Regions from separate parts of the Homo sapiens genome. Here region 1 is linked to region 2. Evidence: read pairs that join two places in POLR2A ChIA-PET (ENCODE). Cell type or tissue: IMR-90. All regions are shown on one strand. Links, peaks and the distances in the headings refer to the core of each region. The heading gives the core; the rest is flanking DNA.

What was found. ChIA-PET counts read pairs that join two places held together with the same protein. Peaks named below come from ENCODE experiments on the same cell type or tissue, not always from the same donor. Only the 100,000 strongest peaks of a DNase experiment are listed, where the experiment ranks them.
Region 1: POLR2A ChIA-PET joins it to region 2 with 7 read pairs; 15 of 35 experiments call an interaction of 5 or more read pairs at or near these places.

The regions. Positions count from the first base shown.
Region 1 is chr7:116,531,364-116,544,181 of GRCh38, forward strand. All of the region lies in intron 2 of CAV1 (caveolin 1), which reads left to right. Among named protein-coding and RNA genes, the nearest start is that of CAV1, 13 kb to the left of the region's middle. RefSeq lists a silencer at 9,412-9,706 and an enhancer at 9,412-9,706. In IMR-90, for the core only: no CTCF peak of the experiment used is centred there; no DNase peak of the experiment used is centred there.
Region 2 is chr7:116,583,150-116,595,967 of GRCh38, forward strand. The region is part of intron 2 of COMETT (cytosolic oncogenic antisense to MET transcript); the gene reads right to left. Among named protein-coding and RNA genes, the nearest start is that of CAV1, 65 kb to the left of the region's middle. RefSeq lists enhancers at 536-635, 5,188-5,287. In IMR-90, for the core only: a CTCF peak has its summit at 6,038 (motif pointing left); DNase peaks (open chromatin) are centred at 5,272 and 6,012; H3K27ac peaks cover 1,134 bases.

The DNA of each region.
Region 1 (12,818 bases), core at 4,133-6,632, 52 kb before region 2:
ATGATTCTTAAATATGCACAGACACAAATTTTTCTTTAACAGTCAAGAAAATGCACGCAGGTGATAATCAGATCAGTTTTGGTTATAGTACAAAGGTTTAATGCCTCCGTGATCCCTTTCAACTTGAAAGCATTCTAGAGCAATTGGTGATTAATATCAGTATAACAGTCATTTATAAAATTATTATTTATTTGATATACATCTAATCAAAGCATAAGATTTATTTTTATTATTATTATTATACTTTAAGTTTTAGGGTACATGTGCACAATGTGCAGGTTAGTTACATATGTATACATGTGCCATGCTGGTGCGCTGCACCCACTAACTCGTTGTCTAGCATTAGGTTTAAAAGATCAGATTGTCTCGGCACCATGTTAATATCTTTTTCTGTTGGCATTAGTATTAGTTTTGCTTGTGTATTTGTTTAGGAGATAGCTTCACAAGTTGGTGATTGATATTCTACCATGTATGAAGTCATGCGTGGAATTCAGAATCCCCAGCTTGTAAAATTGCATTATGATCATCTTTAGTGGGAAATTGTTCTCAGAATACTGAGCAAAGGATGATACCAAAATGGCAGCTATTATTCATTCTTAAGCATATGAAATGCTTTCAGGTTCAACCCAAAATTACATACATTTTAAATGCTTACTAAAAGAGTCTTTTCCCTCCTCCATCTATTAACTGCAATCAAAAAACTTCGGTTTTAACTGAACATGATTTCATATTATTTATTAAAATTTAAGGCAAGGTGCACCAAGTACCCTTGAATTATGAAAAGCTTCATGATGTGGGATATTCTTTCAGTTAACGGCAGGGTTGGCTACACTTTTAAGGGGTTCAAAGTAGGAACAGCTGCAATAGTGAGCTGCATCTGGAAAGTCCAGTAATTTGAAAAACCACCTGTTTATGTATCCTGCCCACTCAAGTCCATAAAATAACAGACACTTTCATATTCCAAATGAAACTGCTTTTTAGTTTGCCCTACTTTTAAACATAACTCTTTGTGATGGAATGACCAGAAACAGCTGGTCTCTAAGAGGACAGGGCTATGTGCGCTCACCTGCGGGGTTGGACCTTCCATAATCCCCCTGGCTGTGGGGAAAGTTGAGGGCTGCTGTCTTTATACAAAGATGGTTTATTCCAAGATACACACACTCTTCTTCCACACCCTGGAGACCTTGCATATTTAGTATCTTCTTTACCATAATCTGAGGCCCTAGAGAAAAAGATTTGCAAACTATACTTGTTTTAAAACAACTTTCTAAAAAAGACACTCTCAGCCCCTAGAAATTATGCCTAACACATAGATGCTCAGAGGCAACCTGTTGTAGTGCAAGAGGATTGTGCCAAGATTAGAAAACAAATATTTGCAACTTTTGTAACTGTCTTCTCTAAAACTTGAATGTGGTGATTCTAAAGTAAAGACCGACACAAAATTCTTTTTCTTTAGCAGTCAGGAAAAGGCATGCATGAAGTAATCAGATCAGGTGTGGTTTCAGCATAATGGCCTAATGCTTTCATGATCTCTTTCAACTGGAAAGCGTTCTAGTCCCACTGGACACCAAGGAGGAAGAAGGGACGGAAAATATTAGGCCCATAGGTTTATCTTCCTCAGTAGTCCACGAGATTTGAGCTTATATGTAGGGAGCAAAATTGTTTGTCTAAAAGCAGTTAATAAATGCCCCAAAAAGGCTGGGCGCAGTGACTCACTCCTGTAATCCCAGCACTTTGGGAGCTCAAGATTGGTGGATCATGAGGTTAGGAGAGCAAGATCATCCTGGCCAACACGGTGAAACCCCATCTCTATGAAAAATACAAAAATTAGCTGGGTGTGGTAGCGCGTGTTTAATCCCAGCTACTGGGGAAGCTGAGGCAGGAGAATGGCTTGAACCCAGGAGGCCAAGATTGCAGTGAGCCAAGATTGCGCCACTGCACTCCAGCCTGGTGACACAGCGAGACTCCGTCTCAAAAAATAAAATAAATAAAATAAAATAAAATAAAATAAAATAAAATAAAATAAAATAAAATAAAATAAAATAAAAATAAAATGAACGCCCCAAAAATATTTTGGGCAAACTATTTTGTGTTTCTTTTCTTTATTTATTTATTTCTTTTGAGACAAAATCTTGCTCTGTTGCCCCGGCTGGAGTGCAATGGCACAATCTTGGCTCACTGTATCCTCAACCTCCTGGGCTCAAGCAACTCCTGAGTAACTGGGACCACAGGGATGTGCCACAATTCCCGGCTAATTGTTTTAGCCAGGATATAAATGCTGCCTACATAGAGTTTGTAGCTATCTCCTTGACTTTCTTTATGCAGATTCCTTCACAAACTTTTGATGGATTCCTTTACCAAATTCTACTGTCTGTTAAAATCTTCTATCTTTATATCTTTAGTCCAAACAACACGTCATTTATAAACCTTAAAATTGTTTCTGGGCAAATAAACAAGGCAAAATAGGAATATATATTTTTAGGCAATTTACTTCTGTTTTGGTCTCATAAAAAATTGTAATTAAATTGTAGAAAATATTTCAATTCCTCTTTAATATCCTCTCCTCACATACTGGCTCTCAACTTCTAATCCTCCTATTGAAACATTGATTGGGAGGCCAAGGCAGGCGGATCAACTGAGGTCAGGAGTTTGAGACCAGCCTGGCCAACATGGTGAAACCCTGTCTCTACTAAAAATACAAAAGATTAGCTGGGCATGGTGGCATGCACCTGTAGTCCCAGCTACTTTGGTGGCTGAGGCACGAGAATCGCTTTAACCCGGGAGGCAGAAGTTACAGTGTGCCAAGATCAAGCCACTGAACTCCAGCCTGGGCGACAGAGTGAGACTCCATCACAAAAAAATAAAAATAAAAATTGAAATTTGCAGCCTTTTTAAAACCCCATAGCCTCTTTATAAACCCAAAAGCACTATCAAATTTGGCGAGGTGTCAAAAGAATCAGAGGAATGTTTACAAATACAGATGCCTGGGCCCACCTCAGATATATATATATATATATATATATATATATATATTTTTTTTTTTTTTTTTTTTTTGAGACGATGTCTTGCTCTGTCACCCAGGCTGGAGTGCAGTGGCATGATCTCAGCTCACTGCAAGCTCCGTCTCCCGGGTTCACGCCATTCTCCTGCCTCAGCCTCCCAAGTAGCTGGGACTACAGGCGCCCGCCACCACGGCTGGCTAATTTTTTCTATTTTTTAGTAGAGACAGGGTGTCACCGTGTTAGCCAGGATGGTCTCAATCTCCTGACCTTGTGATCCGCTCGCCTCGGCCTCTCAAAGTGCTGGGATTACAGGCGTGAGCCACTGCACCCGGCCCAGATATATTAAATTAGAATATCTAGAGGTGGAGCCTGAGTATCTGTATTTTTCAGAGTTTCAAATGATCGTTCTTCAAATGATTACACTGTGAAGTCAGATTTAGAAATGACTGTACCCAAGGTTGGCTAAAAGATACACACCCTGGTTGATTCTACCTGAAGAGAGCAAATAAGATACACAGCAAAGTTGTAGATGTTTTCCCTGCCAGTAGAATACTTGCGGGTTAGGCCATTTAAAACCCTGCCAGAGAGTTTTGAAACACTGTGGAGGGCTCCCAAATCAACTTGCTCAATGGTTCTCCATCCCTTCAGGCTACTTGGGCTTAAAGCCAACTGCAAGCTTAGAGCCTCAGAGTGACCTAGGAATGGGGTGACCATATATTCTAGGTTGTCTCATACAGACTAGCCAGCACTACTCAGCCGCAAGTAATAGCATCCAGGCATGCTCAGAAGTGTCCCATTTGGAGGAAAAAAACAATATTGTCACAAATGAATTGGCAATGGCCTGTCTCTGATTCTTATACCTGGAATATACTGGAAGTCCCTACTCATGCTATTTTCTAGCAGAATAGGCAAAATTTCTACATTCCAGGCATGTCAGGCCTTTCCCTGATTCCTTTCTCTAATGTCACTCGTCTGCTGTCTTTTATCACAGCCATTAAACTGCACCCTAACTTAAAGAGGATCCCTTATGTTCCAATCTACTCATCCCTCAGATCTTTCTTTCTCTGAAACACAGGGTTAATGAGACTGACATCCTTCCATCACATATTTTCTCAGCTACTCAGTAAAAGATGTAAATGTTTAAAATAGTTTAAACTATTTTTCAGTTAGTCCAGGAAACATAAAATGGCATGCTTGCACATAAACCATTGTTTAGGGTGGGGGAAGTGTTTTTAATTTTGCCTTAAAGGAAATCTGCATGATCCACAGGCTATGCAACTACCAAGGGAATTAGTTGGTAGAACAGAATTACACCTGCACAGAATACAAATTTCCTGCCTTTCATGGGAACTATGTTGATGTTTCAGATATGAAATACATCTTGTTTTCTTTATTGAACCTCGAGAAGATGTCTCTTGTTGGTCATTATTTCATGGCAGGGGAAGTACATATTCCTAAAGACACAACCGAGTTTCCCTTTAACCATCATTAGTTGGGCTGGCCATTAAGAACCAGACGCTTTTATTTTCAAAGAGACTTAAGTTTTGATGTTGTACATATGTGCCTAATATTCTATCTCATAGCAATTTAAAGGTGACGTTTTAAAAAGCTGCATTCAGTGTATAAACTTCTCCTGATCCCAGCAAGGATGTTGTGATGATTTTATTTAAAAAGGTAAGTTGTGTCTAGATATGGCAGTGGGTCATCTCATGCATGGTGCAGATGTCAAACACAATTACATTTTCTTATTTGCAATGACTAAAAAAAGAAGCTGAGCCCAAGCAGTGAGAAAGTAGGAGATTGGGAGGACAAGAAGCAAAGGAAAAAAGTAACATGAGCACCGTTCTCCCTGTCCTGCCACTTGCTCCATTATGGACTGGGCTGCGATATCTCATATCCCAGCTCCACAACTCCCAACAACCATTTATGTGCATGGTGCTTCCATGTGTGATGACCCAATCAGGCTCAGGTGTGGACTGAGTAGTTAAATTATAACCCTTGTCTCTGAAGAGTTTAGGGCTTAGTGGGGAAACAGACATGTAAACAAACCTGAGTGAGGTCATGTAATCAAAGGACAGGCCACAGTCAACCACAAAGAAGAGAGTTCTCAGCAGTCTCCAAAGCCGAACATATGTTTACCAGGAACAGGGTCCCAGCAGAGGGAGCAACAGGAGCAACCAGAGCCTTGAGGGGTCGTGGCCTGTTCTGGGCACCAGCAGTGGATCAATGTGGCCAGAGCCAGGGATACTAGCAGAAGCCAGAGCAGCAGGGCCTTCCTTGTCCAGCAAAGGCATTTGTCTCTTTGTAGGCCACAGCGACCCACAGAGGGCTTTTTAGGCCAGAAAAAAGCCATTAAGGCCGGGCGCGGTGGCTCACGCCTGTAATCCCAGCACTTTGGGAGGCCGAGGCGGGTGGATCACGAGGTCAGGAGATCGAGACCATCCTGGCTAACAAGGTGAAACCCCGTCTCTACTAAAAATACAAAAAATTAGCCGGGCGCGGTGGCGGGCGCCTGTAGTCCCAGCTACTCGGGAGGCTGAGGCAGGAGAATGGCGTGAACCCAGGAAGCGGAGCTTGCAGTGAGCCGAGATTGCGCCATTGCAGTCCGCAGTCCGGCCTGGGCAACAGAGCGAGACTCCGTCTCAAAAAAAAAAAAAAAAAAAAAAAGCCATTAAAAAGGGAGTCATGTCTCTTGTTGGTCATTATTTCATGGCAGGGGAACTACATATTCTTAAAGACACAACCATTTCCTCTTAATCCTCATTAGCTGTGCTGGCAATTAAAAAACCAAAAGTTTTTACTTTCAAGAAGATTTAAATAACTTCTGAGGGTGTACATATGTGCTTAATATTCTGTCTCACAGTAATTTAAAAGTGAAGTTTTGAAAAGCTGCATCCTGCGCTTGTCAGAACCATGTCTGATGAGATATCCCCTTTAAAGGGCTCTCGGTGCAATGGGGCAAATCAAGGGGGTTTGTGCAAGTGGGAGTGAGACAGGAGATGGGGTGCTTCTTCCAGCACTCCCTATAGGCTGACTGAGTGACAAAGATCATTTTACTGACACCTCCAATGGCCCTATGAGATGGGTACTATTATTATTATCACCATCATATTCCTTTTGCAGATAAGGAAACTCAGGCTTAGCAGATTGCCAGAACAACACAGGCAGGAAGTGGTAGAGTCAGGGTTTGAACCCAGGTAGTGAAACTCCAAAGCCCGGATTCTTAACCACTGTCCTCCAGTGCCTCTCTGTAATAAGTCATGATCCCAGAAGCCATTGGTGTGGCCACAATATGGAAAGAGATGACAGTGTCCTCACACTGGGTGAGCAGCTTATGGTGATTCCAGACATGATCTCTGTTGGGAGTGACAGGTCTGAGCTTCTAGGATCAGACCCTAGATCTTGGCAAGTGGTTTGAGGAAAGAGAAGGACCAATGTAAAACCCCAGGCTTCAAGGAATGTGGATGCTGGGCAGGGAGGATTAAGCCCCAAAGACCAGAAATGGGGTACACAGGGCAGGTGTGGCCAGAGTAGAACTAGAGTAGAACTTCCAGTGACTAGAAATAGAACCAGACACGTTGCAGTGGTGGATAAGGTAGAATCGCTTAAGTCTTTAAAGTGCCCCTGATCACCCAAGTTGGCCAGAGACCCTGGGGTGGGGCTGATTCTGTCTGGATATACGGGGAGGGGTAAGCATGAGGAAAGGAAGCAGGTCCTGACAGGTACTTTGCACTAAACAGCTCCTTATAAGGTTCTCAATTTGCCTGCTCAATTTCTACAGACATTTGTGGGACCACACCAGTACATTGTAAAAGCAGGAAACAATTGAGAAAAACCTGAGTTTTATGTTGGTAGGAGAAATGCCTATGGAATATGGCAAATCGTTTCTCTGAGACTTCCTCCCTAGTAATTACATATTTGTTCTCAAAAACAAATGCCAGAAGGAAGAAGCAGATTTAATAGTGCATTTTACAAGGCACCATTAATCTCTAAGAAGAACAATTAAAATGTCTCAGCAATCATGGTTCACTGTATATCTTTTCTATCTTCTTAGAAGTAATATATGGCTGGAAATGGGCATACCAAAATATGTCAAGGAAGTGGAATTGCGTTCATTAGATTTCACCACTAATTATTTTAGTTAGCTTCACAGATCTCTCTTCCTTGCTTGTTCTTGAGAGCGAGGCTTTTTAGTAGGAAGAGAAATTGTCTAAAACGATTAATAACCACAAATTCACCAAACTATTTTGGGTAAGTCCCTCTATTTCTCTAGGTCTAAAGCTAGGAATAAGAGTCATTCTCATATAATGTACTGTCCCAGAAAGGGCATTATATTAGTCTGTTTTCACGCTGCTGATAAAGACATATCCGGGATTGGGTGATGTATTTAAAAAAAGAGGTTTAATGGACTCACAGTTCCACATGCCTGGGGAGGCTTCACAATCATGGAGGAAGGTGAAAGGCACATCTTACATGGTGGCAGACAAGACAGAATTGAGAGCCAATCAAAAGGGGAAACCCCTTATAAAAGCATCAGATTTCGTGGGACTTATCACTACCACAAGAACAGTATGGGGGAACCGCCACCATGATTCAATTATCTCCCACAAAATGGGAAAATTATGGGAACTACAATTCAAGATGAGATTTGGGTGGGGACACAGCCAAACCATATCAGGCATTCAACCAATATTTGGGAAGCACCAGCCCTGCACCAGGCACGGAGCACGTCATGAGTCCTGCCGTACCACAGCCTGCCTGACAGACCTCAGTCATCCTCTGGAGCTTGCCTCTGACATCTGGACCTCCTCAGAATCAGCATCTCTTCTCCTTGCCCCCGCCATCCTTTGTTTTTATCTCTGCTGTGGCATTCATCAAAGCCTTCCAACTATCCTGCGTCACTGTCCTTCAGTGTCCTCTCTCCTCTCCCTTCCTTCTCACCCCACTTTGTGCCTGTATCCTTCAAGCAGAGCAATGGCACCCTCACTTCTGTGGCTGCCCAGTGCCCCATGCAGAGTCAGACATCAGAAAATAGATGCTGAATTCAGTTGACACTCTGAAATTCTTTTTAAAGTAAGTTAATGTGTGCTTTGAATGAAAAGACACTGGGATTACATTATTGAGTGTCTTTCTTCCTTTGCCACTTTTGTCCCTATTGGCCATATTTGAAAATCTTGTTGGAAAAAAAAATTCAAGAACTTAATAAATAAATTCAAAAACATTTAGTCTATTTACTTAGGTGAAGAGAAAACTCATTCTAATATGTGTGTATATTTAAAATATTTGTTATTTAGACTTTTTTTTTAAGTCTCCAGGTTGAGGAGGACACAAATATATCCTCCTAAACCTTCCAGTAAGCAAGCTGTGGCATCCAGATGATCTCCTGGGTCATGGGGGATAAGGCTAATCTCCTAGGTGTCTGGCAGACAGGACAGGCAAATTCCCAGAATGCCAAAATATACCATCTGCTGCTGTTTGGCATTGCCCTTAAGTCCAGAGTGTGGAGGCTGGGGGTGGGTCTCTGGCTACAGGAGAAGTCCCCTGGCAAGGGAGGGGTGAAAGGAGTGCCTGTTGAACCCCCCATCTATCCCCGCACTATGGCAAGATTGAGAGGAATGACTAGATCAGGGAATGGCCCGAAAGAAAAATCCAAAACCTCCCAACCCTGGACAAGGCCACAGCTTTGAGAAACCGAAGCCTCTGCTTCCTTCTCTTTGGCTTTACTGCTTCTAGATGCAAATACACAGAGCTCTGAGATTTTGTGTGCTGGGAGGTGATAACTGTTAACCCTCTATTCCAATAGCACAGAAATTTCTCTTTGCCTCAGAAGTGGTTTCTCATAGATCTCAGATCTCTTTTCAGGAAAAAGAAAAACAACAACAATAACAACACATTAATGACTCTGAAAGAGTCAGACACCATTAATTCCATTATTGGTGTCTGTGCCAAGTGAAATGAACGTCAGCTCTTTTCCCAGATATGTTTCCTTCTTTTGCCTCCTATAATAAGAGATGATTTTACTGTAATAATATAAGACTCATCAATTTGACTCCAAATAGCTTTCCTATCAACAGGCTAAGTGTAAAATACCAGGATCATTATTCAGTTGAGAATAGATAGAACTAGGAAGTAGCCATCAAAAAAGAATGATGAGGTGCATTGTGGATTTGGGGTGTAACTTGGTATCTAACATACAGCCAGAATCACAGTCATAGCACACTTAATATTTTATCAGAAACTTGCGTGAACAAGTTAAGAGGACTCTCAACTTAAAAATGACACCAATTGCAATGATCTTGTTAACATTTGTGATGAAAATAATAGCAAAGTGACTTAGACAAATTACAATAGCCCATAAAAATAAGATAAAGTTTAACACAAAGTAAGATGATGTTAAAAGACTTGAAATAAAACAGATATGTTAAGTAGGCAACACATAGGTAAGCATATAAAAACAAGAAGATACCAGGATAGAGCTGTCATTTTTGTGGGAGCCTGTGATGTGGAAAACCAAGATGCCTGGTGAGTATAATGGATATGGAAACCCCCCTTGTAATAATTCCACAGTTCCAAGGGGCCAAGGTCTCCAGGTTGAGTCACTATTGTAAACACACCCATAGATGAATCCACATGCCATACCTCCTTGAGTAAGTGGGGACTCAAACTAGGTCTGTCAATTGTTCCAGAAAATTAAGCATCTAAATAATTTAATGATAATTTAAAAGAAGCACAATGAAATATTTCAAGGAATGTCACATACAAGATTCTGTACCTCTTCTGCTTTGGTTAGACTCATTCAGAATAGGTTCCTGCTTTGATCTTAAGAGGGAGGTAGAGATTCTGGAGAAGCCCTAGGGAAGAGCAAAAGGAAAGGAATAAGGAGCCAAGAGGAAACCCAGGGTAAGGCTGAGGAGGGACTGTTTCGTGTAGGTGATTTATTGGAAGGGTTGGAAGGAAACATGGAATGACAATTACCTTTGGTTATTGTCAGGTTAGTATGAGACTTACAAGAAAAGCACTGCTCAGACGCAATTACCATTCAAGATAAGAAATAATAGGAAAGGCTAGCACACTTAGCTTTTTATTTAAAAAAGTGTTAGGTAGGCTGAGCACGGTGGCTCACTCCTGTAATCCCAGCACTTTGGGAGGCCAAGGTGGATAGATGACTTGAGCCCAGAAGCTTGAGACCAGCCTGGACAACATGGTGAAACCTCATGTCTACAAAAAAATACAAAAATTAGCCAGGCATGATGGCATGCACCTGTAGTCTCAGCTACTTGGGGGGCCAAGAGGTGGGAAGATTGCTTGAGCCCAGGAAGTCGAGGCTGCAGTGAGCCATGATTGTGCCACTGCATGACAGCCTGGGCAACCGAGTGAGAGCCTGCCTCAAAAAAAAAAAAAAAAAAAGTGTTAGGTGACATGAGAGAAGATCTTCCAAGTAATAAGAGTGGCTAATCCCAGGAATGTGTCACCAGAGGTTATTTTGTAATAGTCGTGTGTTAAATTCCTTATTTGTCTATATAACTTCTCAAATCCTTCTGCCTCTACAGTTATAGTTTAACTGGCGCATAACAGCCTTCACACACAGCCTCATAATTAAACATAGACATACATATGAACACTTTCCCCTATGCCAGCAGGATACTTGGTTTGTTTAGGGGCAAAGAGGAATTGATGTGGCGTTGTTTCAATCAGTGGTTGAAAATGCAAGTGGTAAACATTGAAAAATAGAACACTGCAAAAGGCATGCATTGTATATACCAAAAGGTCAGCATGAAGCATTATCTGTATGGCAAGCCTGCCCATCCACTCCCTCCTACACGTTGCATATTCACACAGTTTTGCAGCTTGTATAAACCCCTATTGTGATAGAAACTCATGAAAGAGTGTGGTCTCTGCGAAAGCTGGCTGTTCTGTGAATTTAGACCAGTGGTTCTTCACCCTGGCTGCAAATCATCTGGGGAACATTTAAAAACACTGTTTTAAACACCCCAACCCTAGAAATTCTGATTTAATTGGTCTGTGGTGGGGCCCAGAACTCTGTATTCTTTTTTTAAGGCTCTCAGGTGCTGCTAATGTATAGCTAAAATTGGGTCTGGTTTAGACTCTCAGAATTTCTTAATAATTAAACACTTTATCATGACAAGACTTTCAGGACCTTAAAGGCCACAGTGGGGTAGTTATCATTTCACTAGGTCCTCATCTGGGGAGGTCCTTGGCATTTTTACTGGAATATATTTGTCACTCAAATTTCTATTACAAAAAATTCTTTCTTGCACACTGCTTTAGCAACTACATGAGATATACTTTGTACATAGCACAAATCTCATATCACTTATGTAATCCAGCTCTGTGGTTCCTTCCTTTCCTTTGCCTGTTTATTTTTAATTCTTCCCAAGAGGAAGCTTAGCCAGTTAGAACACCAGAGTATCATCCCCCTCCCCCTTTTCCCACCTGAGTTCATGGCTTAGACATACTAGGAATGAAGCTGACAACATGCACTAGTTTTTTTCGAAATTATGCAGCAAAATTCCCAAAGTGCGAGTGGCCACAGAGATCTTCACAGGGCCCAGGGACAGGCAGACATCATTCTTTCTCCAGTTCCTGGCACAGAAAAGAGACCTTAGGTTACTGAGAAGATACCAGTCCCTCCTCAGAGCAGACAAGGAAACTGAGCCTCAGAATGAAAGACTGAATTTCAGTCCTTTCTTGAACATGGACCTCCAGGGTTATATTGGGCCTTGGAAAAGGCACTTACACTCTGGACTGTAGTTTCTTCATCTATAAAATCAAGAGGCAGAAACAGACAATCTCTAAGTTGCCTTTATTTATAAAATTCCGAGATTCTAGTTGACCAGTATTCATACAAGAGTTGAAGCCTGTAAGAGTGCAGAAAGCCCACACAAAGAGACAGTGGAAGACCTCTCATCAGTAGTATTTTTATTACCCTCTTCCTAGGTTTTACCAGTCAACATCCTCACTGTTAATATACAGACCGTGGTATTTAATTAAATCATCTTTGAAATACTGAGCTATCAACAGATGGCATGCTGAATGCAAAAGGACCACAAATAAATATTTGGTACTGAAGAAGATCAAGAGTTGGAGTTCATTTCCCATTCTGATCTGGGCTCAGAACTCTGTGGTCTTCCCTCTAATCATCCTTGCCACCAAATTGGCTGTATCTGTTCTAAGATGGATCAGAAAATCAGTTCCAAAGTTGGCTACAAACTTTCAGGTTTGGGTTTTGTTTTGTTTTTTTGTTTTGTTTTGTTTTGTTTTTGCAACCAGCCAATTCATCTTAGTTCACATGACAGAGAAGTGCATAATTACTTGCAACTTTAGTTAGAGCAGTGGCCTTAAGAAGGTCTAGCTAAATAAAAAGTGCTCAGACTTTCTGAGTGCTGACAGTTGTCAAATTCACCTAGTTCACATGGCCCCATTTCTATCGTTTGTTTTGTTTTGTTTTTGTTTTTTAACAGCCCATCTGTGAGCAATAGGATCAGATGACTAAGAGCTACAGGGCAGAAACACTGTTACTTAGAGTCAAATTTTCCCATTACCTAGCTGTAAAGAGTTTGTTTCTCTCTGACTCATATAAAGTTTACCATTTAGGCCCCTGCATGATTTTAATTCCATCACTTAACACCCCAGCCATATGATTCTGAAGGTAAACATGAAGGCGTTTGAATTCCAGACCACCTAAACATTCTTAAGGAAATCATCATCTCCACGGGCAGAGCTATGCCAAAATCTGTAGGTTTTAACTCAAATTTCATGATAAGCAAAAATTGAATTAATTTGTCTTCCATTTTG
Region 2 (12,818 bases), core at 4,223-6,722:
AATTTAGGAATGTTTCTTTCATCAGCTCTACCCTGAGGGGAAAGATTCCTCAGAGCAATGTAAAAAGCACAGGGCAAAGAAAGAGGAGGAGGCTTGTGACATGTGGCAGCCCTTCTCTACAGAGAGTGGATGGGCCTGGGAGCCAGTGCATTGCTGGGACTATATTTAGTTCATCCAGTGACATCTTTGCGCCTCAGTGCCATCTCTCACGATAGCAAGAGACTGTGAGACTGAACATTTTTCTCATTGTAACAGGGGTCTGACTCACTAGTTTAAAAAAAAATCTGAGAACGATGAGACCCAAGGGGACAACAGAGTTCCAAAAAAAAAAGAAAGAAAAAAGAAAGAAGAAAGAAAGCAAGAAAGAAAGCAAGAAAGCAAGAAAGCAAGAAAGCAAGAAAGCAAGAAAGAAAGAAAGAAAGAAAGAAAGAAAGAAAGAAAGAAAGAAAGAAAGAAAGAAAGGGTCAAGCATTCCTGTAGGCTGAATAAAAAGACAACAGTCCTGGAAACATTTTCTAGGAGGTCTCCAATATTTTCTAGGAGGTCTCCAATGAGCAATTTTTTGCTAGCACAAAATTCTAAATTGTACCAAATACTAGTTCATAATTTCCATCGAGTTCTGAAAAACATAAGCCTATTTTTACAATGAGTTTTTGAAACTGAAACTGTAAGTGCTAACTGGAGACCAGCATGTGTCTCACTGCTGTTAACCTTTGAGGAACTGACTCCAAATTGCAGGGGTGCCACTTTCAAGCCAACAGGTGGCCTCTTTGAGTTAGGTCTTGACTCCCAAAAGTTGATATAGACATGTTGAATATTTTTCAACCAATTCTCTTCTAATTCTGTGAATAGCTTACTACAGAGTTTAACAAACTTTTTCTAGACCAGATAGCAAATATTTTTTAGGCTTTGCAGGTCATATGGTCTTTGTCACAATGAGTGAACATTGCCATTTTGGCACTAAAGCAACCAGAGATAATAGGTGAATGAATGGGCATGGCTGTGTTCCAATTAAACTGTTTTATTGGGGGAAAAATAGGCAGTGGGCTGAATTTATCCTGTGACTGTGATTTGCTAACATTTCACTTACTACTGGCCAGTACTAGTGTTGCTGATACTGGCTCACAAATACCACCCAGGGCTTCACCCTGTCCTATGACCAGAGCCACCTCCACCCCCATCCCAGCAAGCTGTCTCAAAAAACTTCTCCTGGCCCAAAAAGACCAAGAAAGAAAAAAATTAATCTATCCCTGTATTTCTATCAGTACCACAGGATTATCAAAACAAACTCTAACTTTTTAGGAAACAAAGTGACTGGAAATCTGAAATTGATTGCATTTTCAAACTTCTTTTAAGTTTGACCCCAAAAGAAGAATGAAGTTTCTTGAAACTCCTGCATCCACTGACAGGAATTGGATTCTTACTCAATGTATCGGAAATTAGACCTTTGTAACACCTGGTTTTCTTGATTATAGATAGGCCATGTTCCAGGACTACTATACAATATTTGGTTTGTAGGAAGTACTCAAACCCAGGGTTGTGAGAAGAGTCTGTGGCACTAGGGGCCTGGTAGTTTCCATTATTTTGCCTAAAAATCAATGTTAATGTCAATGTCTCAAAAATCAATGTCAATGTTGAGTTAACCATCCAAAGTGTGGATGTTTCTACTTTCTTAGTACCTTGGAGAGGTTCTCTGGATAAATAACAAAAGGAATTAGCTACTTAAGAATGGTACACAGGCTTATAAATAACTCGTGTAGGCATGCATAACTAATACATTTTTCCAAGGACATGGTAAACTCTTCCCATCTCAAGTAAAACCTCAAAATCTACATCCTGGTTCTGGCTCTTTTCACAGGGTAAAGTCATGGAGTTGGATGAGAAAGGTCTTTTTCTTAAGGCAGGGTAACTTTTAGAAGACAGGAATTCTGGAAGGGGCCAGGGTTTGATGTTAATCTAGCCCAGATGCAAAGGGAAGGTACAAAGTCAGGCACACCCGGCCCCATGTGCACGTAGGACACGACAACTGGAAAAGACGTCAAGAGATAACAGACGGTCCAGTGGCATTTGTCCTGACCAGGTATATCTAAACCTGTCTGATTTACCCATGGTCAGTAGCCAAAAGAAGGAAGCAACAGCATGCAGCTGTATTCACGGAAACCACCGGAGAAACTTTTCTCATTGCTTCCAGCCCTACCTTTAGTTCCTGACTTCCCCAGCTCTGCCTGTCTTCTGAACCTTCACCTTTATGGAAGGTAGAATTGAGGAGCTATTAGAAAGCCAGGTTTATAAACTGTGATGGTTCCAAAACCCTAGGTACACAGTAAAATCACCTGGGGATTTTATAAAAATCCCAATACCCAGGCCATATCCTAAGCCAACTACATTAGGTTTTCTAGGCGTGGGACCAGATATCAGTCTGTTCTCAAGCTCCCAGGGCCACTGAGTTCATATCAGATGATCTGAGTTCGAAGTCCAGTATAAACAATTACCTCTTCTCTGTCTGTCTCAGTTTTCTCACCTGTAAATGGTGATCATTATAGTCTCTAATTTATAAGATTGCAAGGATTAAATGAGTTCATTCACATAAAAATATCAGCACAGTTCTTAAATGTTAGTTCTTAGCACCGAGTTTCCTCTTCTTGACTTCCCATGTTTGAATTTCAATGCCTTCCACATCCTTAGCTTTTCCTCATCCTCCCTGCCTGTATCAGTTGCTCTAGGTATGCTCTGGGGACAGCCTAGTACTCCAGGCTGTGTAGTTGGCACCCTGGCCAGGATCACCCTTGCCACTGAGGGCCCCTGGACAGGACTTGAAGGGTCAAACACCGAGGAAACACTGACAGAGGGTGGTAACAGAGAGGGTGACCCACTGCCCTAAACTGCCCCAGGACTGAGGTATTTCCCAGGTTACAGGACTTGGAGAGCTAAAATCAGGACAGCCTCAGTAATCCAGGGCAGCTGGTCACTGTAATTGGAACAGATAGTCCAGGAAATCAGTGCAGGCAGGGGTTATCTTTAGGAAAGTCAATGAACAGGAAGTCAGGGTCTCGAGGTTAGACTCCACCGCTACACAAGGATAAAGTGAAAGAAGAAAAGGAACTGCAAGAACAAGGCAGGACCCCAGCCCTACAGGCAACAGGCCAGCGCCTTTTAAGAGATGCAGCACCTCCGTTAACAAAACTGGCAAGATGGCAGTATTGTAAGGTCAAGGCCCAGTTAGCATAGGTGGCACGAGTGTTGAGCTAAAAATGCATAAATCCCTAAGACTTAAACAAAGCTGAACTATATAGGAAGAAACCTCAGCCCCAAAGAGATGCTGGCTAACGTACTCTGCCCTGCATGATCTACTCTTGACCTCTTTTTTCCTGTTTAACATTTTTTTAATTGTGGTAAATATACACATAACATATTTACCTTCTCAACCATGTTAAGTGTACAGTTAGTAAAGTATATTCACATTGTTAAGCAATTTCCAGAACCTTTTTAATCTTTCAAAACTGAAACTCTATTCATTGGACAATTCCCCATTTCTTTCTTCTGAGTCCCTAGCAGTCGCCATTCTAATTTCTGTTTCTATAAGCTTATCTACCCTAGATACCTCATACAAGTGGAATCAAGCAGTATTTGTCTTTTTGTGACTGGCTTATTTCACTTAGCACAATGTCCTCAAGGTTCACCCATGTCGTAGCATGTATCAGAATATATATTGATATGGTTTGGCTCTGTCCCCACCGAAATCTCATCTTGAATTGTAACTCCCACAATTTCTACGTGTCGTGGGAGGGGCCCAGTGGGAGGTAATTAAATCATAGCGGCAGGTCTTTCCTGTACTATTCTCACGATAGTGAGTAAGTCTCGTGAGATCTGATGGTTCTACAAGGGAGAGTTCTCCTACACAAGCTTGCTCTTGCCGCAGCCATGTAAGAAGTACCTTTCACCTTCCACCGCGATTATGAGGCCTCCCTAGCCACGTGGAACTGTAAGCCTATTAAACCTCTTTCTTTTTTTTTTTTTTTTGGTTCTAATTGCCTTTTCTTTTTTTTTATTTTACTTTAACTTCTGGGATACATGTGCAGAACGTGCAGGTTTGTTACATAGGTATACATGCACATGTATGTTTATTGCAGCACTATATACAATAGCACAGAGTTGGAACCAACCCAAATGCCCATCAATAATTGACTGGATAAAGAAAATATAGCATATATGTACCATGGAATACTAGGCAGCCATAAAAAAGGATGAGTTCATGTCCTTTGTGGGGACATGGATGAAGCTGGAAACCATAATTCTCTGCAAACTTACACAGGAACAGAAAACCAAACAACGCATGTTCTCACTTATAAGTGGGAGCTGAACCATGAGAAAACATGGACACAGGGAGGGGAACATTGCACACCGGGGCCTGTTGAGGGTGGGGGGCAAGGGAGAGCATTAGGACAAATACCTAATGCATGCAGGGTTTAAAACTTAGATGATGGGTTGATGGGTGCAGCAAATCTCTTTCTTTTGTAAATTGCCCAGTCCAGTCTTGGGTATGTCTTTATCAGCAGCGTGAAAACAGACTAATACATATGTCCTTTTAGAGGCTAATATTCCATTCTATGTATATACTGCATGTTGTTTATTCATTCATTCATCCACGGACATTTGGGTGGCTTTCCCCTTCTGGCTGTTGTGAATAATGCTGCTATGAACACGAGGGTACAGATATCTCTTCAAGGCCCTGATTTCAATTCTTTTGAGTCTTCACCCAGAAGTAAGGTTGTCTTGAGCTCTTCTTAGGTTCTCATCCTGACTACCGTGCCTCTGTACAGTGGGACACAGAGCCACCCTCCCCACAGAGGAGCTCTCTCCTCCTGCTACCATTATCGTGGCAGTAGTTCCTGCCTCTTTTGTACGTTCAAACTCTTGGGATTGGAATGTTAATTTTCTCTGCATTATCATCCATTCATTCACTTATTGGAGAAATATTTACTGTAAGTCTGAGACCTGAAGACCAAGAAGATGATGGCCTTGTGAAAACTAGAGGAGGAGAAGAGCATTCAGGGTCCAGTGAGTGTGGGTGTGGAGATTTGGCTTACACTTGCTTAATCTCCTCTCACTCTCCCTGTGTTTGTACTCCATGCTCTTTTACACCATGCTGTATGCATCCTGGTTTCAAACAGAGTCAGGGACTTCAGCTGGTACATTCCCAGTCATTTCATTATGAGCAGGCTCTCCCCAACCTTCCCCTGACCCAGTGGCCTCACCACATCCTGCTGCCTAGCACTTGCTTATTTCTGGCCTGACAAAACGCCTAGTGGATGCTCTCAGTGCATCGACTCTTGGAAACAATGATTCTTCCTCTCTACTACCCAGTAGAGTGAGAGAGGTTCTTTATCTTGCCTAAGTGTTTTGAGGCACACAAGAAAAACCACAAAGGCAGAGCTTCCCTGGACACTTCCTCTCCTTTAGGGGAAAACAAAATCAATTCTCTCTCTCTCCCTCCCTCCCTCCCTCCCGAAGCCTCCCCACTGCCCTCCAAGTTTTTCACGTTGACAAATCAGACTGGAAGCCTGTATGACAGCCACTTTTCAGTATTTAACAATAACCCTCCCTACATCATCTACAAGTTATGTCTTCAACACACAAGGACAGTTTCTAGGACAAGCATTATCCAGGACTTTGCTACTCATATTAAAGGGCAGCATCCTATCCGCAAATCACACCCTCCAGTCTGCCCCCCTCTGACAATTCAAGAAAACTTACAGAATATTGGTTTATTGCATTTATCATTTCAGGGTTTGAGGATGTTTTAAGTTAATGATTTCCCTTTTTTTTTATTGTGCCAAAATCTTGTTCAAACACAATGAAATAAAACATGTAGATACAGGTTTCATTTCCATTGGTTGTCTGAGGCTAAAAATAAGAAGCCAGTGCTTAATGCTGACTTTTAATCTTATTGTGTGAGACCTTATCAATGTTTCCAAAATGCAGATTTAAAAAATAGCTGTGGTTAGGGTTTGAGAGGATATTCTGTGAATTCTAGTGCATGCACTGCCATCTACTGGACATTTATGATATAAAACTAAGCTGCATAGAAATAAGTGTATTTAATCACTGAAGACTCTGTAGAAGACAATACTAATGACATTACTCTTTAGAAAAAAGATAAGTATCTGGATAGATTAATGGAATAAATAAGTATAATATGCAGGCACAACAATATTCCTGTCTGGAATTTCTTGTTACTAAAGAATTTGTATTTTCATCTGCAGAGTAATGTTTGTCACTCTAATGAATGCAGAATCACAGCATTCATGCTGATAAAATCATTTTCAAATTGTGGTTCCTTAATACGACCAGGGAGAAGAGGCAACTCATATTGTCCTTCAGGTGGTGGAATTAAAGTAGGTATATGAGACTTCCCTTAGGATATTCTGTCTAATCATATATTCTGAAAAAAATTATGAGCATACTATCATGTACAGTTACAGAACTTCAGCAGTTTTTAAGAAATTTAACTCAATCACATCCACAATGCTGAACTTCTCATAAATAAAATTTAATATTCATTTCAGAAGGCAGTGCAGGGTTTTATAGTGTGTTGTGGCCATTATTTAACATATTAATTATTTTTGTATAATACTATTAAACACTTACTTAGGTGACATTTCTACCTGTTTTTCTTCTGGATACATAAGGGTTATCCCTTAATTGGATGGTAGAAAACCATATGGATTTTACATTTTAAAATGTACAAAGTAACTAGTTCTGAATATTTGACGTACATATGGGAGTGATATTCTTTTTTTGCACAGTAATTTGATAATAAGGCAGAAGTTTGGGGGCAGAGTGGGCTTAGGTGTAAAAAAGATAAAATTAATTATAGATATTACACCCAACCTTTATAAATCACATGTCATTTTACTTATTTTAGGCCAGACCTCCCTTCCATGCATATGCATCGTACTAAGAAAGATGCTTTCAACAACAATGTAATAAATTGCTCCCAGTCGCCTTAAGCCTTAAGTCTTAGAGGGGTGTGTGTGTGTGTGTGTGTTAGAGAAGTTGTTTATCAGAAGGAATTAGTCTCTTCAATGAAGGCAACAGAAGAAATCACGACAGAGTATATGCTAATGAAAGAGTTAAATGAGTGGAGTTTATTTTAGCTGCAAGAGCACACAAGAAAACATAGCGAATGATAAATAATTTGGAATTAGTCAACTGGGATGAGGTTTCTATTAAAATCCTTGAATGAGACCATTATCCTTTTAACAAAGAAAAAAAAAAGAAAGTCTGTATTTTAAGAAAGCTAAATTTTTTATTGATACATAATGACCATACATATTTCTGGGGTACATGTGAAACTTTGATAAATGCATACAATGTGTAATGATAAAATCAGGGCAATTGGGATATCTATCACTCAAACACTTATTATTTCTCTGTGTTGGGAATATTCCAAATCTTCTAGCTATTTTGAAATATACAATAAATTATTGTTAACTATAGTCACCCTACTCTGCTATTAAACACTAGAACTTATTCTTCCTATCTAACTATGTTTTGGTACCCATTAACAAGAAAGCTAACTTGTTAAGTTAAATAAAATTTAAGGAAATTGTCTAAGTATTTTATCTTTTTTAGACACCATAACAAATAGGAAATAACATATTTTTATATCTCATGACACTCCTAGCTTTTGTTTAAACCTGAACTCTCAAATACAGAGAATTAGCTTAGAAAAATAACTGCAGGGGTTAGGCTTTGAAATTTATCTTACTAAGCATGACAGCATGTTCTCAATGTTTTGCATGTTTCAATCTTTGTTTGTGAACTAGAAAAAGCATCTTTATTTAAATTCAATTAAACCAGACCTACATAGCTGAAACCCTGAGAGAAAACACAATTATGGAATCAATCCCAAAGCACTTGTATGGTGAATTCAGGCAAAAATGGAAATGGTCAATGTGAAATAACAAGATTAATATACAGCCAATCAGTAAAGAAAGTAAATTAAGTATATTGGTGAATACCACCCCCAAATTCATCAAGAAATTTTCATGTTTCCATACACTATAAATCTATATTATCTAAGACTGCAGCCTCTAGACACATGTGGCTACTTACATTTAAATGAATCTTTCATTAGACAAAATTAAAATTTAGTTCTTCAGTCTCACTAGCTACATTTCAAGTGCTCAGTAGCCACATGTGGCTAGTGGTTAAGGAGTGGACGGCACAGAGCTAGAATATTTTTATGATAACCAAAGCTCCATTAGATGGCGTTACTAAAAATCATCAAAATCTTGTCTCAATTCTTTGTTATAACATGTTTTGAAGGAATTTCACATAGTGAAAGAATAGCCATACACCTCCAAGTAACAACTGTTTCATTTTCTGGTTTATTGGGTGAACATATTCCAAGCTTCAAAATAGAGCTGGCATACATAACTATTGCTTTAAAAAGATAACACACAGGGTTCCAGAATTGGAAAAGACCTAGAGATAAATCATATATTCCATATGTTCCGTCATTCTCATCTTACCACTGAGGGCACACAGACTAAAAGAGGAAAGTAACTTGCCCAAGGTCATAGGAACAGTTGGCCCACAACGATAGGACCCAGCTTCCTGACTTCAGGTCGCATTGCGCATTCTGAACACCAGTAAGTAAGCTACATCTATCCTGAGACTATATGGTAACCTGACTACATCTCTCAAGTTATATGAAGAAACGAAAAGGAATAAAAAACGGAGACTCAATGTACTGTATACTTTATGTGAAATATTTAGCAGTACTCAAAATTAACACTAGGTGTCAGATCATCAGATTTGAAAAGCTAAACCTGATGAACTCGGAGATTTTCTGCTTGATTAAAAATAATCAAATCCATTGCAAATAAATCCATTATTTGATTAGAAATAATTAAATCCATTGCAAAATGGCATGGCATGATAATTTTGATTGACTTGGTCGTCCTCAGGAACTGAAGCTATATAATCAGTTAAGTCCCTGCTTCTGATCTCTTCTGATTTTCTTCTAAGAAGAGAATAATATTTATTTTTCATAAGTCTAAATTAATTTCTGTTAATTATTTGGGGACACTTTTAATTGTTCTCTGCATTTGAGAAGAAGCCAAAATGTTCAATTCTCCTTAACCTCTTAAGTCTCTTAAAGAGACTTAAAGTGGCATTATACTTCATCTTCTGATGTGTGCTTAACATCGCTACTGTGACACAGCTCCAGTACAAATATTAAAAAGTCTTTGCCTTAGATAATTTAAGGAAAGGATGCAAATGAAAGGCAAGAAATAAAGATTTAACCCCTGTATTGTCAAGCAACGTAGCAGGTTGAAGAGGAGGGAGATAAGGGGATGGGTTTAGTCGGAGGAAAGAGCGAATCTGGGGCACTGCTGATCAGGAGACGGGACTGGCTTGAGGGACACACGGCAGAACAGGCTCATAGCCCAAAGCCAGGTCTGGAGCTAAGGGCAGAGTGAAGAGGGAAGCTTGGCAAGAGAAGGGAACAGGAAGGAGTGTGGGCAGAGATAAGGACCGCAATCTAGCCAGCCGTGACTCTGCCCCTCCCTCTGAAGAAGAGAACTTTATAGAAGGGAAATCAGGCGACAAAGTCAAGGAAAGAGGTGATAGATTTAGAAGACCTTGAAGGGAAAATGAATCCATTGTCATTCTGGGGAAAATGGGAAGGGTAAGATTAAAAGAAATCAGAATTCAGAGCACAAGAAGAATTCCCATGAAAATATTACACCAAAATATGTGCCCATGAAATCACGTTCATTTTTAACAGAAAGGGAATTCCACAAGCAGTGACAATTGTCGATTTTGCTTGATAAGTTTTGCAGCAGTCATGGCATTCATGCTCCTATTCTCCAGCTTAGGAACACTGGGGGCCCCTGGAAACATCAGGGTTACCTCAAGATTTTCACACAAGCTGCCTGGACTTACGTTCCGGCTGCCTGACAGCCTCTGTGATCCTCCTATAGCCATTTTCAGGCACTTCACGGAACAGGCCTTGCAGTTCAAAAAAGCAAGTAGACAAAGTGTCCTCTCAGGCAGCCACTTTTTAATCCCCCAACACCCTTTTTTTAGGAACCTATCCAAAAATCTGTGGATCATATAAAGTTTCCTTTTCTTACCTCCTACCCCCGAATACTTTACAACATTCCACCAAATCTTACTCCCTCGGAGCATCAGGTTCCTAGTCTAACCAAGAAAGAAAGGTAATATGCTAATGGAAAGGTCTGGGGTGCCCTTATAACGCATAAACTTCTGGCTTCACCCAGGGCTGGCCTTGCATCTCAACAAGAGAAAACTCACAATTGCTTCAAGAGCATTGACAAAGTGAGGAAACTCACTGTTTCCTATGACCATTTTTTCTTGTATTTAGAGGAATCAGATTTCCAATGTTCTCAAACTGATCCCTCTGGCATTCTATTGAAAAACAATCTCATAAAACTGAGGGAAACCCTGCTGTTTTATGTCTGTATTCCCAAATCTAGGAAAAGGGAAATACCAGTTAAAAGAATACAGTCCCGGCGTGAGCTGAAAGGATTATTTTTCCGGAGGTTTTAAATCCCATGGTGTTACAGGGTGCTGCAGAGGTGCCTCAGAGCCTTTCAAGGGGCAAGGACATGCAGTGGCAAGGGAGGAAGCTAAGTGAGTATGGCTTAGGGCACGTTCTGCTAGCTTCATTCTTCTTCTATCTGTTTTATATACTGCAGTTCATATTAAAGTATATCTACATTTTAAAATGATTCCACTGGTAAATGTTTAACAACCAGCTCTCCAGAGAGTACAAAAAGCCCTGATCTGTAGTGTTTATCACTAGTTCATGGTGTGAATACTCCCTCCCACTGTGGCCAATTTCTTTTTTTAAATTATTTATTTATTTTTTTGAGACAGAGTCTCATTCTGTTGCCTAGGCTGGAGTGCAGTGGTGTGATCTCTGCTCACTTTAACACTCGCCTCCCGAGTTCAAGTGATTCTCTGCCTCAGCCTCCTGAGTAGCTGGGATTACAGGAGCCCACCACCATGCCTGGCTAATTTCTGTATTTTTAGTAGAGACAGGGCTTCACCATGTTGGCCAGGCTGGTCTTGAACTCTTGACCTGAGGTGATCTGCTCCCTTCAGCCTACCAAAGTGCTGGGATTACAGGCGTGAGCCACCATGCCCAGCCCACTACGGCCAATTTGAAGCTGCCGATGTGAAGTCTCTGAAGGCAAAGTTGGGAAAAGATGTGCAAAGTCAACTCTCAGCTCTCACCTGCATTTGTGAGGAGTTCCAGCACACTCCTGTACCACTCCTTAGTGGATGGAAAGAACTGGAACTCAGAACGACCACAGTAAAATGCAATTCCATTACCTATTCCAAACTACTAAATTACCCAGATCTACATTTAAATCTCATATGCAAAAATGGGTTTGGGCCTTCCTCATCATGATGATTGTGTCTTACCAGTAACAAACAAATATTAAATTAGACATGTAAATGTTAGAAGCATATATTCAGGATTTCCAGCTTCAATGGAAGCTTAGAACTCATTAGTCTCACCACACTTCCTAGGCCTAAATGCCTACTCTAATTGGCTTTTCAGCTCAATTGGTTTTACTGCAGTTCATATAAAAGTATATCTATATTTTAAAATGGTTCCACTGGTAAATGTTTAAGAACCAGCTCTCCAGAGAGTACAAAAAGCCCTGATAAGTAGTGTTTGCCACTGGTTCCCGGTGTAAATACTCCCACTATGGCCAATTTCAAGACAAAATTTGACAATGTCAGAAAATTGACCACATCTCAGACCATTCATGATCTCGTTAGGAAACACTCTTTCTTAAAGTAAACCAAGTATCTATTGCCCTGAAGCCCTATGCATTGTTCATTATCACCCATGTGAGGCCAAGCAAAACAACTCAAATTAAACCTCCATATTAACAGCCTCTCAACTGGGACACTAACATGTGCGTGCGTCTTCCCTTTCCAGCCCAAGCTACGTTAGTTTATTTGACTGTTTTCATGACATGATACCAAGCCCTGTCAACATCTTAGTCACTCTCTTCCGAGCTGGCTGCAACTTGCCTGTCCCTGTGCTTCTCTGAGTTTGTGATGAGTATCACAGGTATCACAGGTATCATGTGACCAATTCAGGGTAAATCGGAACCATTCCCTTCTGCTATTTACTTTCTACATAGCTACAACGTTATCATCCTTTTGACACAAAAGACTTCCTCGCACACGCCATTGCTAAGATACGTCTTCCCAATTCAATCCCCTTAGAATTGGGTTTTTGAGCCCAAGTACAGATTTTTACATTTATGACCATCTCCTTTCATCTGAAAAGACTTGGCTCATCAGGGCTGTCAGTACCTTTTAAATTCCTGATTCTCTTGTCCAATGTCTCCCTGTTTATTTTCCTGAGATCCAGACAAAGGACAAAATATGCAGATACCACCTGAAACTTATCTTTCAGGGGTTGGCAATCTATTAATCAATATCACCTGGGTATTACTGTTCTAATTCCCTTTGGAGAGTTAAAAATCACAGAGCCATTTAGTCCTAAATTACCTTCTGCTAATCATTATTACTAACACATGGGAGTTCCAGAACACCCTGAAGTGGGGGTATTGACCTCAAAGCATGTGCCCCTTGTGTCAGTGGGAAAGCCTTCTTCAATTCATAATGGTAGAATAAGAAGGAACTGGAGAGAGTGGGCAGGTTTCTTCCCACCTGCTGGTTTCTGTCCAAGGGGTGTGTGTGTGTGTGTGTGTGTGTGTGTGTGTGTGTGTGTGTGTGTGTAAAGTTTGTCTTTC